Regions from separate parts of the Homo sapiens genome. Here regions 2 and 3 are each linked to region 1. Evidence: chromatin contacts called from ENCODE Hi-C or POLR2A ChIA-PET data. All regions are on one chromosome and are shown on one strand. The core of a region is the stretch at or near the end of the contact, and the rest is flanking DNA. Distances in the headings are between cores, read along the strand shown. Region 1 has its middle 110 kb from the start of MKLN1-AS. Region 2 overlaps LINC-PINT (long intergenic non-protein coding RNA, p53 induced transcript). Region 3 overlaps LINC-PINT (long intergenic non-protein coding RNA, p53 induced transcript).

The links. Hi-C counts contacts between places; a loop is a spot of excess contacts on that map. ChIA-PET counts read pairs that join two places held with the same protein, here RNA polymerase II (POLR2A). Pooled maps may share reads with other maps.
Region 2: a pooled map shows a loop between it and region 1 (3-fold over the local background). The contact joins two enhancer-like sites. A Hi-C loop is called at or near these places in 2 of 37 single-sample maps with no recorded cell type and 3 of 50 pooled maps. POLR2A ChIA-PET finds 5 or more read pairs at or near these places in 1 of 52 experiments (CD4-positive, alpha-beta T cell).
Region 3: a loop to region 1 is called in a pooled map, with 2.2 times the contacts of the local background. The contact joins two enhancer-like sites. A Hi-C loop is called at or near these places in 2 of 50 pooled maps. POLR2A ChIA-PET finds 5 or more read pairs at or near these places in 6 of 52 experiments (A673, T-cell, activated CD4-positive, alpha-beta T cell and 3 more).

What each region holds. Positions count from the first base shown.
Region 1 is chr7:131,217,045-131,221,668 of GRCh38, reverse strand. It overlaps a transcript of MKLN1 not described here. Among named protein-coding and RNA genes, the nearest start is that of MKLN1-AS, 110 kb to the left of the region's middle. RefSeq lists a silencer at 433-633 and an enhancer at 2,517-2,586. Within about 2 kb of position 1,933, at least 16 of the 41 ENCODE cell types and tissues checked have a DNase peak (open chromatin) inside an H3K27ac peak, as active enhancers do.
Region 2 is chr7:130,958,156-130,962,509 of GRCh38, reverse strand. The region is part of intron 5 of LINC-PINT (long intergenic non-protein coding RNA, p53 induced transcript); the gene reads left to right. Among named protein-coding and RNA genes, the nearest start is that of LINC00513, 47 kb to the right of the region's middle. RefSeq lists enhancers at 1,255-1,344, 1,898-1,987, 1,314-2,513, 4,332-4,354. Within about 2 kb of position 2,474, at least 16 of the 41 ENCODE cell types and tissues checked have a DNase peak (open chromatin) inside an H3K27ac peak, as active enhancers do.
Region 3 is chr7:130,894,461-130,899,068 of GRCh38, reverse strand. The region is part of intron 6 of LINC-PINT (long intergenic non-protein coding RNA, p53 induced transcript); the gene reads left to right. Among named protein-coding and RNA genes, the nearest start is that of LINC00513, 17 kb to the left of the region's middle. Within about 2 kb of position 1,933, at least 28 of the 41 ENCODE cell types and tissues checked have a DNase peak (open chromatin) inside an H3K27ac peak, as active enhancers do.

The DNA.
Region 1 (4,624 bases), core at 684-3,183:
GGGTGTGGTGGCACACACCTGTAATCCCAGCTACTCAGGAGGCTGAGGCAGGAGAATCATCCAAACCAGAAGACGGAGGTTGCAGTGAGCCTAAATCATGCCACTGCCCTCCAGCGTGGGTGATGGAGCCAGACTTCGGTCTTTAAAAAAAAAAAAAAAAAAAAAAGTGGCATGATCAAATCTCCAGAATGGAAACCTCAGTTGGTTCCATGATTCACCCAGTCTAAGGAGGTCTTCCATTGGCTCTGTCCTGCACTTACCCTCTCAGCATACTGGCATGAGGAGGTTGGAAGATGCCTGGACACCTTTCTCCTCCAGCACTAGGCAGGGCACCTCTGCTCTACTCTGCTTCTTGGCCATGTGCACGCCCAGGGCCATGAACCAACAATGGGGAGCTCCACCCAGGGCTTGGACCAGAAATGGGCATCCCTCAATTCAAACCCCGCAGGCCCTTTCCAGGCTCCATGTCTGTACTGTCACCAAGTGTTGCAACTCAACCTGTCCATCACGCATACTGTGCACCAAGCCAGGGTTACAGAACACAAGGAAAAGCTATTCTTGAGAAAGGTAGGAAAAGCAGATAAAGGTTTGCTGCAAAATCACTGATATGAGGCAGATGGATTAACATGGGAGAAAAGGTATACAAATTGACTTCATATGCATGAAACTACCCACACAGGGTTGACAAGAATTGCATGCCAGGTTCTGGACAGAAATACAGGTATTTCATAGTGCATTCATAGAATATATTACATAATATGTTATATAATATCATTAATTAAATATAAGCATTAATCAGGCTGCACTTTGGCCCACTTCCTTGTTGCTAAAAGTCACTAGATACTGAAGATTTGTACCCTCTCTGTTCCTCCAGACGGGATATCTGACGTCAGAATCAATCATAAGGCTTTTGTTTAAGGATCACTTAAGATGTTTTTTAGACCTCTAATTCTAGCAACCAATTTGAAGACCCCCCACAGAGGAAGAGGATCAGCATGAGCGAATAGCTGCTTCATCTCCCTGTCCCATGATGTCACGCTACACTCTTCTACCAACTGATGACCTCCACACTGGCCCACTCCAAAACCCTTAATAACCCTAACTCCAAATTCCTCCTGGAGATGTGTTTGAGTTTTTCTCCCATCTCCTTGTTCAGTGACCCTATGATTAAACCTCTTTCTCTGCTCCAACCAGGTGTCTCGGTATATTGACTTGCGTGGGCATTGGGCAATGAACCTATTACGGTTACATGTATACAAGGGCCTTCAGAATGAAGATCCAGCTTCCCAATGAGATACAGAAGCTTTGATACCGTCTTGAGGTTACAGAAAAAAATGGGGGCTTGATCCTTATAAAACAGGTTATGGGAGTGGGGAGAAAGAGAATTCTGTTGAGGGGCAATAAATGATTACTAGGGAGAATGATAGGATGGGGACTAGAAATTAACTTGTAAATAGTTTTCATTGGAATAATAAATGAGTGGAAAGACAGGCACTATCTTGTGAAAGGGTCTGTTCATGTGTGGTTACATTCTTGGTCTTCCAAAGAGGGAAAGAAAACAATTGTTCTCCTTGGTAAGACTGATCTCAGGCAGATAAAGGAACTTCAATTTCTTTGGTAGAGATTGGAGGTGAGGGGGGAAGGTCGGAAGGTCAGAGAGACCTTGAGGATTCCTCAGTGCGGCATGTCAGTGCGCCATATTGTGGGATGTTGGTTTCTGAGCCCCACCATAGAGAAACTAGCAGGTGGCAGGAAGAAGGAAGGATCACGTAAGAGGAAACCAAACACACAAGGAAAAAAGTAAAAAGCTGAAGTAAGTATGAGGAAACTTTTTTTGTCTCTCTATTTTTGGCCAAGTGAAAAAAACAAACACAAGAGAATAAACCCAGTGACTAGAATCAGACACAGCCAGTGGAGGGAGGGAACAAAAGCGAGCTGCAGAATTGCAAATCCATGCTAATTACCTCACCCTTCCTCCTGTGCTGGGCTGAACCCAGGGCCCGACAGCCATTTGTACCATGGCCTAATAATGATTTCATTTCACAGACTTCCTCCCACTTTTTTTTTTTCCTTACAAAGTCCATCACAATTCTGTTTTGGGAAGTAGAAACAGTATCTATCTTTAGACAAGTTAAATGCCAAAAGAACTCAGATAAGCATATCTGAGAAGTAAAGAATAGTTGGTGTGACCAGGACAAATTTCAAATCACAAATATTCGAAATTCTTCTCTGTGCCTTGGAGAGAGAAGTGCCTTTGTTTGCTGAATTGGCTCACAGAACGACTTGGCCTTTGTCCTGTTGTGTAGGACACAGGATGGGGCACAGAAACCAAGGGGAGGCAAAATATTTATCAAGTGCCTACTATTATATCAGGCATTCTGCAAGATGTTAGAAATGCCTCTGCCCTCTGGATGCTAACACTATTTTTTTTTTTAACATTTTTAAAATTGTGGTAAAAAATACCCAAAATATAAAATTTGCCATCTTAACCACTTTTAAGTCTACTGTGCATTTGTGTTAAGTGTGTTCACATTGTTGGACCATCAATCTCCAAAATTTTCCATCTTGCAAAACTGAAGCTTTGTACCCATTAAACAACTCTCATTTCTCCTTCCTCCCCCAGCTTCTGGCAACCACCATTCTGCTTTCTGTTCCTAAGAATTGACCATTCTAGATACTTCACATGAGTGTAATCACACTCATAAATTAGTCTCATAAATGAGTCTGAAAGACAGGCACTATCTTGTGAAAGGGTCTGTTCATCTGTGGTTACATTCTTGGTCTTCCGGAGAGGGGAAGAAAATGCTTGTTCTCCTTGGTAAGACTGATCTCAGGCAGATAAAGGAACTTCAATTTCTTTGGTAGAGGTCGGGGGTCGGGGGGAAGGTTGGAAGGTCAGAGAGACCTTGAGGTATTTGTCTTGTTGTGACTGGCTTATTTCACTCGGCATCATGTTCCCAAGGTTCATCCATGTTGTAGCCTGTGTCAGAATTTCCTTTCTTTTTAAGACTGAATAATAATCCATTGTATGCACATACCACATTTTATTTATCCACTGGGAACCACCTATACAAAAATTACGACAGTGAAGGAAATGTAGCATAACTAACTACATCTTGTTTTAACCTCACAGGCTAACTTGCTCATTCCAAGCTAATTATGGGAGGAATTTAGTTCATAGTTTAACTTCAAAACAAAGACGATGATACTTCTTTCCTGAACTAACCCCCTCTACTTGCTCAGGGACCAAAACCACTTTCATATAACTAACGTAAGTCCACAAGGTTAGAATTGTGACAGAGGTCTGAATTCTGCTAAGATATACACATAATTAAACTCTAATCAGTCATTGTTTTATAACTTGCCTTTAAAAACTACTTACTACTCAGGAGTCATGTAGCGAATGGTAACAAGATTTATAACTTTTCCAATTGCCCCTATGGATAACATCATTATTGTAAAACCTAAGAATGGTATTTGAGATATTTTTCAGACCTTGTATTCCGTATGAACCAACTGGCACCACTCAGACCCATAACCTGCACCCGAGAACTGACTCAGTGCAAGAAAACACTTTCAAGCCCCTATGATTTCATCCCAACCCAACCAATCAGCATTCCCCATTCCCTAGCTCCTGCCTGCCAAACTATCCTGGAAAAACCCTAGCCCTCACATTCTTGGGGAGGCGGATTTGAGAATTATCTCCTGTCCTTCCATTTGGCTGGCCCCACATTTATTAAACTCTTTCTTTGCTGCAGAACCTGCTAGTTTTGCATTGACTTTTCTGGGCAGCAGGCAAGAAGAACCCGGTTGGGCGATTACACATTAATCTGTCATTGGACACTTAGGTTGCTTCCACCTCTTGGCTATTGTGCATAATGCTGCTATGAACACAGGGGTACAAGTATTTCTTCAAACTAACACTCTTTTAAGGAGCCTATCCCATCATATTTTGTTTTGTTTTGTTTTTTGAGACAGAGTTTCACTCTTTCGCCCAGGCTGGAGTGCCATGGCACGATCTCGGCTCACTGCAACGCCTGCCTCTCGGGTTCAAGCAATTTGCCTGCCTCAGCCTCCTGAGTAGCCGGGATTACAGGTGCCCACAACCACACCTGGTTAATTTTTGTATTTTTAGTAGAGACAGGGTTTCACCATGTTGGCCAGGCTGGTCTCGAACTCCTGACCTCAGGTGATCTGCCTGCCTCAGCCTCCCAAACTGTTGGGATTACAGGCGTGAGCCACTGTGCCCAAGCTATCCCATCATATTTGGATGATTTATTTGCCCAACAATCGGCCCAACTGGATTTTTAGTTGCACAGGGATCTGTTTTATTTATCTTTGTATCCCCATTTCCTGTACTGTGTAAGCACATAGTAGGAACTCAATACATATTTGTATTTGTTGAAAAAAATAATTTATTTTTATACTTCTTAGTCACTACTGTTGCAGCTGGCTGTTTTACATATTTTAATAAATAAGTTTTGCAATTTTAATGAATGCTATTTTGATTATATTTATATACTAAGCTAGTTTATATAAGGGGATTCATATAAAAAATATCTAAATCTCAATCAAAATTCACTTTCTAGATGAAATGCCATCGACAATTCCTTCTCACTTATTT
Region 2 (4,354 bases), core at 1,225-3,724, 260 kb after region 1:
CTGGGAGGAGGGGATGGAGCCTCAGGAAGTTCTCACCCTTTGCAGCTAGGAGCCTGGCCTCTCCTGTTCCTGGGTGGTGAGTTGGGATTCAATCTGTGAGATGGGGGCCTGTTCATAAAAACTCATCTTGCTTTGCTGAGAGTCTTTTTCCTTTTTGCCCAATAGATTCCATAACCCCTCACCCTTCAAAGGGTCTGTGTGCGTAACTTTTCCTGGTCATGTGACAAGAACCCAGTTTTTTCTACAATAGTAAGGAATCAGTGAGCATTAGTATTCTTTCTCTTTTTCTTCCTCTTCTCTTTGGCAGTATATTTTTCGCTTTCCAGCTGTAGCATCTGTTAGTGTAATATTCATATTTGCCCTCAAGTACTGCATTTTCCAGGTTTCTGCAGCTTGGACTTTTCTGTCTTGGTGGAGTGAAGCAGAGGTAGGTGGGGAGGGGAGATCAAGTGAACCCAGCCTGGCTCTCCTTTTATTTCCCTGGAGTTAGAAGCCACAAGTTGTCCTGAGGAGGCTTTGCTGTTCTTGTCACTCCTGACTTCAGCAGGAATCAAGGACAAAATAATTGAATGATAAAGGAAGATGGAAGCAGCTATAATCAGCTGTTCAGTTCCAGTAACAGGAAAAGTAGTCCTCAAACTTTAGAGGACATAAGAATGACCTAGGATGCCAGTTAAAATTCATTTTCCTGGGCTCCTCCCCAGAGATTCTGAGTCCAAACTTAGGTAATTCTTAGTTTTTAATGTTTTGGTTGATCACTAGTATAGCACAAAGATTAATATATTTTTAAGAGTTTTTACCACTCTTTGGTAAAGTTTGCTACCCTCAGGGAGCCCCAAAATTACGGCTTAGAATTCTTGGCTTAAAAAATGAGCCAAACCATCCCCATACCTATGTATGACTCTCGGGCAGTCATGTAACACGAACAAGCTTTGGCAGTGGTGTGAGACTTATTTGTAAATTGCCAGTGTCAACATAATTCTTTTCTCATTGGCATTGCCTAGTTAAGGAGTCAAGTCTCACTGTGGTTTGTTCTCTCTGTGGTTTCCGTAGGGTTGGGGAGAAGGCTACAGAAAAACGAACCCTTTCTAGTTTTGACTGTCTAGGGAGTAAAAAAAAAAAAGCCTGTCATCTTTCTGAATTAGGATATAAGACGCCTGCCCTGAAGGTGGCAAATCAGACTTCCACACGCATTGCCTTCATTTAGCCAATAGCCCGCTCTGAATGTGTATATTACGATGTGCAGTTTCATTCATCAAGGGGATTTCGGGCTCCAGCAGCACGCAGCCTCCAGTCTTGAGTGACTCCTGGGCTTTGGCTCAGCAGTAACTCCTCCATAAAAACAAGTGTGTGCATCTGGCTGTTAGAAGAATTCATGCTCATCCGGGTAAGGATAAACTGGAGAAATTATTCCTTTTTTTCCCTTTGGGTGGTTTTGAGGTTTTAGAAAAATTGATCCTCTCTTTGAGAAGAGTTCAGAACTATTTGTCTGAAGTTTTTCCATCCAAACTGCTTTATCGTATTATCCACTGTCTTACCCTTTTCCTGTGAAATCTACCCTCTTCAAAACATAGTTTCATTTTCAAATTTTAAAAGATAAGATTCCATTTTTCTTTCCGTGCATGAAACTTTAAAAATTAAATCACCACAGTTGCTACTGGCTTAGAAGTGGGGTCTTATATTTTTAGGAAGTATACTTTAAAAGTTAGGCAGAGGGGAAATCTATGTTTGCATTTGATTTATGAAACAGTGACTGTTACATTAAAGGGCGGATTTTCAGACATACTACTTGATCTGCTCTGACAAGCTATGAGCTCTCTCTCTCTGCCACTTTTCTCCCGAACTGTGTTCTAATGGTGGAATCAGCTCATCTTTTTTCCTTAGGCATGTGGTTTAGTCTGTGTACATTCAGCGCGGTGGCATTTTTCTTGAAGAAGTGACTAAGGCTTCTTGGATGAATTCTGTCTTTGAAAGAGGTAGTAGAATTGCATCAGAAAGGCATTTACAGTAAATGGCTACCCCCCCTTCCTGTAATGACCGCATGTGAAAGAATGCATTAATTCTTGTTTTGAGGAAATGAGAGTTGTAGAGTTCTATGAAAAACTCCCTTTTTTATCATTAGTTAGCCAGGTTTGAATGTTCACATTTTAAAAATCAGGCTCATTTTGTGCTATCTAAATAAAAGTCACAAAGATACAGCTTTCCACTCCATGTTCTATGTGGAGTAACCAATCATCCTGAACTCAAAAAGAGGAAATTATGTTGAATATGGCTACAGTTAATGGCATAAGCCTAAACTAAATTAATTTCTTCATAGTCTTTTTTTATATTAAGTTACTGTGCTTCCTAGCTATGTTGCTGATTTGTCCATCAGGATTTGATTCTCAGTGCGACGGACGATGAAGACTAAAAGGAAACTCCCATAGATGATCTGGTCAGGAGTTCTCATGGAAGCAGTACCGCCCCCTAGGTGACAGAGTGGAAATTTATGAGGGTATTCTGGTGGTACAATGAAGGATTTTTCTGGTTTTTTTTTGAGATGGAGTCTCACTCTGTTGCCCAGACTGGAATGCAGTGGTGTGATCTCAACTGACTGCAACCTCCGTATCCTGGGTTCAAGCAACTCTCCTGCTGCAGCCACGTGAGTAGCTGGGATTACAGGCCCAAGCCACCACACCCAGCTAATTTTTGTATTTTTGGTAGAGACGGGGCTTCCCCATGTTGGTCAGGCTGGTCTCAAACTCCTGACCTCAGGTGATCCGCCGGCCTCGGCCTCCCAAAGTGCTGGGATTACAGGCATGAGCCACCTCGCCCAGCCTAATGAAGGATATTTCATGAGTGAGAGCGAGAGAACTTAATGTCCCACAGTAGAAAAGAGATAAAGAATTGCCCTGTAGTACACATGACTTTCAGTTATCCTGTTGGACATTCGTGTAGGGAAAGATCAGTTTATAATTTTCTGAACCTAGACTTTATTTTTTCATAAAAATGCAAAATAATTTTTGCATACTTTTAATATACACAGAATAGATTCATTTTCATTCTCTGGTCCACCTATACTACTTCTTTCATTTTCCTGCACTTTTAATATGGAAAGCTTCTAATCTGACTTCTCTTAAATACAAGCTTCTTCTTTATAAGTAAGTTACAAGCATCTATTTGATTACATAGTTAATTGTACCTGAAAATTATTTATATAATGAAATGTGAAGTATTTTTTATTATAAATTGCTTCTTTTAGATTATCTTTTATGTACATTTAGGATATTCATGTTTTAAAGCTGCATGTACAGTAGTTAATATTATCAACAAATTTGATTTTAGAGTAGTAAATGGGACATGACAGAATTTTTTTGTCATATAAAGAGAGCTATGAGAATAATGGATAGGGTTTTGAACCAATGAACCAATCCGTGCCTCAGCGTTTAAGGAAGGAGGGTATGCAAATTACCCAGATAGGAGGGATGCTTATCTTCTTCATGAAGTTCCCCAGGGAAGATTTCACGTGTACCTCATTAATTTGTATTAGTATTTTGAAATCTTCATAGTAAGCTAGTTCTTCTGTATTAATATTTTCTAGGAGTCTTCATATGTCACTCTAAAAACATGACCGGGCCAGGTGCAGTGGCTCATGCCTGTAATCCGAGAACTTTGGGAGGCCGAGGCAGGTGGATCACTGAGGTCAGGAGTTCAAGACCAGCCTGGCCAACATGGTGAAACCCCGTTTCTACTAAAAATACAAAAATTAGCTGGGCATGGTGGCAGGTACCTGTAATCCCAGCTGCTCGGGAGGCTGAGGCGGGAGAATCACCTGAACCCGGGAGGCAGAGGTTGTAGTGAGCTGAGATCGTGCCATTGCACTACAGCCTAGGCGATAGAGCAAGACTCTGTCTCAAAACAAAACATGGCCAGGCACAGTGGCTCATGCCTGTAATCCCAGCATTTTGGGAGGCCATGGTGGGCGGATCACCTGAAGTCAGGAGTTCAAGACCAGCCTGGCCAACATAGTAAAACCTTGTCTCTACTAAAAATATAAAAATCAGCCGTGTGTGATGGCACACTCCTGTAATCCCAGCTACTCAGGAGGCTGAGGCAGGAGAATTGCATGAACCTGGGAGACAGAGGTTTCAGTGAGCCGAGATTGTACCACTGCACTCCAGCCTGGGTGACAGAGTGATACTCTGTCTCAAAAAAACAAAACGAAAACAAAAAAAACCTGTGACTTTTGGTTACTCCCCTTCTGTAGAAAAGATGAGCAGGTATTGAGAGAAGTAAACTGTAAACTTGCAGAGGAGTTAAAAACAGACTCAGGTTTTCTTGAACAGTGGACATGGTGGCACTGTCCCTTTGTCAT
Region 3 (4,608 bases), core at 684-3,183, 320 kb after region 1:
GCCAAGGAGGACCCCCAGAAGGATCCTGTGTCTTCCGTGGGGACTACTCCTTTCCTCAGAGGAGCGGGTTCACAGGAAACTGGAGCAGAAGGATGCCTTTAGCCCCACTCCTGTTGGTCCTCAGTCCCTTCTCCTTTGATCAGGTGGTTCAAGCACGCCTTGAAGTTCCGGTGTTCAAACAACGTGACCTCTGCAATTACGTTCTAATACTTGTCGGTGCCCAACTTAAACCACTAGCAATGTTAGTTAAAAACATCAGGGAGGCCGGGCGCGTGGCTCATGCCTGTAGTCCCAGCACTTTGGGAGGCCTAGGCGGGCAGATCACTTGAGGTCAAGAGTTCGAGACCAGCCTGGCCAACATGGTGAAACTCTGTCTCTACTGAAAATACAAAAAAAGTTAGCCAGGTGTGGTGGCGGGTGCCTGTAATCCCAGCTACTTGGGAGGCTGAGGCTGAGGCAGGAGAATCACTTGAACCCGGGAGGCAGAGGTTGCAGTGAGCTGAGATCGCGCCACTGCAGTCTAGCCTGGGTGACAGAGACAAAACACAAAACAAAACAAAACACCTCAGGAGGCTGTAAATCAAGCACAACTGAAGCAAAGATAAAAACGGGCAGTCTCAGAATCACCTTTGAAGGTGGAAGGAAGGGCGTTTGTGTGTGACAAGAAGAGTGTACGTTCATACAAGGGTTTTTACTCCTCCTCTGAAAAGTCCTGCTTGGTGGCTGGCCAGTTTGTCATGCTTGGCTGCCCAAGCAAGTGGTGGCAGTCGGAGCACAGGAGAAAGCCGCAGGGGGTGAGGAAGAAGTGCTGGAGAGGGCGCTCCACCTTTCGGCTGCCCTGACCTGTCTCCAGCCCCAGGGCATGTGGTTCTGGGCCGGGCACTGGCCCCCTCTCTGTGGACTGTACCAGGCAGCGGGTAGTGCACAAGCTCTGAGGTCAGGCCACCTGGGCCTAAACTCCAGCTCTGCTCCTTGCTAGCAGTGTGACTCTGGGCACGTTCAAGTTACTTCATGCTTTGTGCCTCAGTTTCCTCATCTGTGAAATGGGGATGGTAACAGGACCCTCATCCCAGGACTGCTGTGTGGATTGAAGTGCCTGCAACGGGATTTGTCTTTTCTGGGATCGCGGTGGATGCTCTATTCCAGGTGAGGGAGTCTCTTGCTTTCTCCTACCTCTTGCAGCCGCTTTGCCTCTGAGTGGCAAATAGCAAGTGGCTGAAAATCACAATGAGCCCGTCAGAGAATGGGGATGGGCCACAAGGCCACAGTCGGATGGGTTCTCCATGCCCTCGACTATGCAGCGGGGTCAGGGCATCCCTTCCTCCTGGGGTGCCCACACCATTCCCTTGGAAGTTTAGACAGCAGCCCTTGCCTCGCCAGACGCAGCAACCCCTCCCAGCTACACGTGGAATCTGTGGCCCAGCCTCCCTCAGATGACCCGCATTGCCTGACAGAGACCAGGGGCCCTGAGGGGTGGCTGTCGCTGGCCTGGGACAGGGTCCCTGCAGGTTTTCAGGGTCCTCAGCAGCATTCGCCAGCGTCGGGTCAGACTGAGTCATGGGGCCCGAGCTCTCCACGAGTTGGTTCTCCAGTTGGTTCTCGTTGGGGGTAATGCCCTTCATCGAACCGCTTCATCCCCAGCCTGTATTGTCTCCGTCTCTTCGCAGTTGTCAGAGGGCTCGGCCGCCACCCTGAAACAGCCCAGAGCTCTCTGAAGAGCACGAGCTTTTACGCTTCTCTCCCCAAATCAACTGACTTTTTCATTGCTTCTGTGGAGGCTTTCTGTGGGAGAAAAGCGTGTTTATGGGGCAAGCTCAGAGAGCTCCTGTCCCCGTGGTGGAATTTTTTTAGTGGCTCTGCCCACGTGGTGGTGAGCGCCGGTGAGGATGGGACGCATTTTCTGCTAAAATGGCTGTGCGAGGCTGCCACCTCGTGGCCAGCACAAGGCAGTGAGTGTGTCCCTTGCTGGAGCTTCTGGGTGAAATAAACTCATTTTAAAGGTCTTCAGCAAGGACCTCACTCCCTCACTCTCTCAGTGTGCATATCATTCCAGCTCCAGGGCTTAATGCGTCTGTTGTGGCATCTCTCAAATCTGTACTTTGCTATCTCTTTGACTACAGAGTCACTACCTTCCGATAAGCCCTTCTGCTGTCTCCAGACCGATCCTTCTAAAGCGTAGATGTCATTGTCTTTCTCTCATTAAAGCTCTTTCATGGCTCCTCATTTTCCAGGTTCCAGCTCATGTCTCAGGAGGCCGCTAAGCCCACTCCTCTGCCCCAGCCTGTGTCTGCGCACGTCTCTTCTCCCTTCCTCCTGGTTTCCTCTGGCTGATACCTGCTCACCTGAAAGTCATCTCAGGTGCCACCTCCTCCAGGGATTCCTCGCATTAGATTAGCTTCCTTCTTCCCCATTCCTAGCTGACTTCCTTCATTATGCCTCAGATCCTTTTTTTGGAAGAAAAAGAAAGAAATGGAAGACAGACTGGCCAGCAGGGGGAGAGAGAGGGAGGGAGGGCATATCAGAGAATTCAATATGCTGCGTTTTAACCAGATACTTTTCTTCCTCTCCCACAAGGCATCAGAGTAGAGACTGCCTTTCATCTCTCTCCCCCTTGTGTAATAGCACAGTGTCTGGCAGATAACTGTTGCTTGCTAATTATTAGAAGGAAGAAAGGGAGGGAGAATAAAAGCCAGCATCACCATGTGATCTTCCTAAGTGCGACAGATGTGAGAAAAGAACTACCTTAAGCTCCAGGGGCCCTAGAGGAACGGCGCTGCGTGCTAGTGCAGATGGTAGCAAACGCTCTCACCTGGCTTGGCAACACTTCTTCACCTCTTCTTTCTACCACCACAGCGACTGTCTCCCTCCAGCCCATCCTACTGCCAAATTCATCTTCTATTAAGCATAGCTTCAATCACATCATTTCTTTATCAAAACACTTCTACAGAGGAGTTCCAAATGCTTTAGCCGGGCCGTCCAGGGCCTCCACAGGATGACCCCAGCCCATCTAGTTTTCTACCACTCTTTATGTGTTTCCTAAGTACCATTCATTATTTTAGGACTTGGTATTTGCTGATGAATTTACTTACTTACTTGAGAGTGTGGCAAAAGCACATCCTAAACTTTCAGTTAAAAGGAGTTTGATTGATTGACCTGCTCTGAGTTTAAGGCACGTGCTGGTCACTGTGGGAGCCATTAAAGAAGGTATTGTTCTGTGGCCGCCAGGAACAGATAGCCCAGCTGGGGACAAGACAAAAAAGCAGGGGGCATTAAGGAACAGACAGCAGAAAGGAACATGTCACAAGTGCACAATTAATCGCCAAATATATGGCTCAAGAAGGGGTGGTGATCAAACCAGATAATGTCTGTGAAAGTGCCTCTCTCCTGTCAAACTCCCAATTCCGAGCAGTCCTACAGTCGGCCCCTTCCACAGGGCGTAGCCCTGTCATTCCACCTCAAACGTCGTACACACTCGGCCTGTCCTACAAAGCCCTTCGTGATAAGGCCTGCTTCTCCTTCCCACCTTGTGGGACCCCCGACCCTGGAACCCCGAGCTGCAGAGCTGGAGAGAATGCACTCTGTTGTTTGGTATACGTGTTCCTTGAAACATTCACTCCTCCCCATTTTCCTTCGGTGTTTAACCTGTTCTTCCTTTAAAATTCGGCTTTTCCTTTAAAATCCAGCCTGGAGCTCCCCAATGAAGACTTCTGTGGCGCTGCAGGCAAAACTCACCACCTGCAGAGTCTCTGCTCTCCCTTGTCAAATACGCGTTTGTGACATACATTGGAAGGCATCGGGCACATTTCTGTCATCTGTGTGACTGTGGACCTCTGCCGCAGGGGTCATGTCCTTTCCCTTTACAGTGCTTGATGAGGTACACGTCTTGTCAATGTTTGTCACGGACTGAAACTTAACACATTAGAGAGGACAGCAAAGTCAGTTGACTCTAAATTGTTAAGGCACAAGCTCTGTGAGTTCAGAAGAGACATGTGCCAGAATCGGTCCAGGGAGGTTCTTAGAACCTACCAGTTCTAAGTAGGAGTTCTTAGAACCTACCAGTTCTAAGTAGGAATTCTTAGAACTGGAAGGTCAAAGCTTTGTACATGTGAAATAGATCAAACAATAAAAAGAATTCCATGTAGAATAGCTCAGTGTCTGTGGCTCCTAATGGCTCCCCCATTCTCTGCACCAGCCAGCGGGAGGAGAAAGCCTGCAGAGTGGGGGCAGCGGAGACAGAACATCTTAACCCCAGCAGAGGCTTTATCTAAGGAAGTAGAGCGAATGCCCTGAAGGTGGGTTGGACTTAGGTGGTGGAAAGGTTTCAAATGCACTCTGTTATCTTGCAGGTAGTGGCTGCCATTTATTACTTTAGAAAACCATGGCGACTTCATCAAAGTGGTGTTTTAGAAAGATGATCCAGGGCCGTCTTTTCCCTTTGAGAGTGGGAGGTGCCCTGTGGCCCTACCTTCATTTTCTGTGATGGTATTCCCAGTGGTTTCCTCCCTGTGGCTTTGCGGCTTAGTGGTGAACCAAGAGGCTTAGGATGCAGGTGCAAAGCCCCTCTACTCTTTAATGCCTCACTTCAAGGTGCAGGATCTTTCCCTCTGT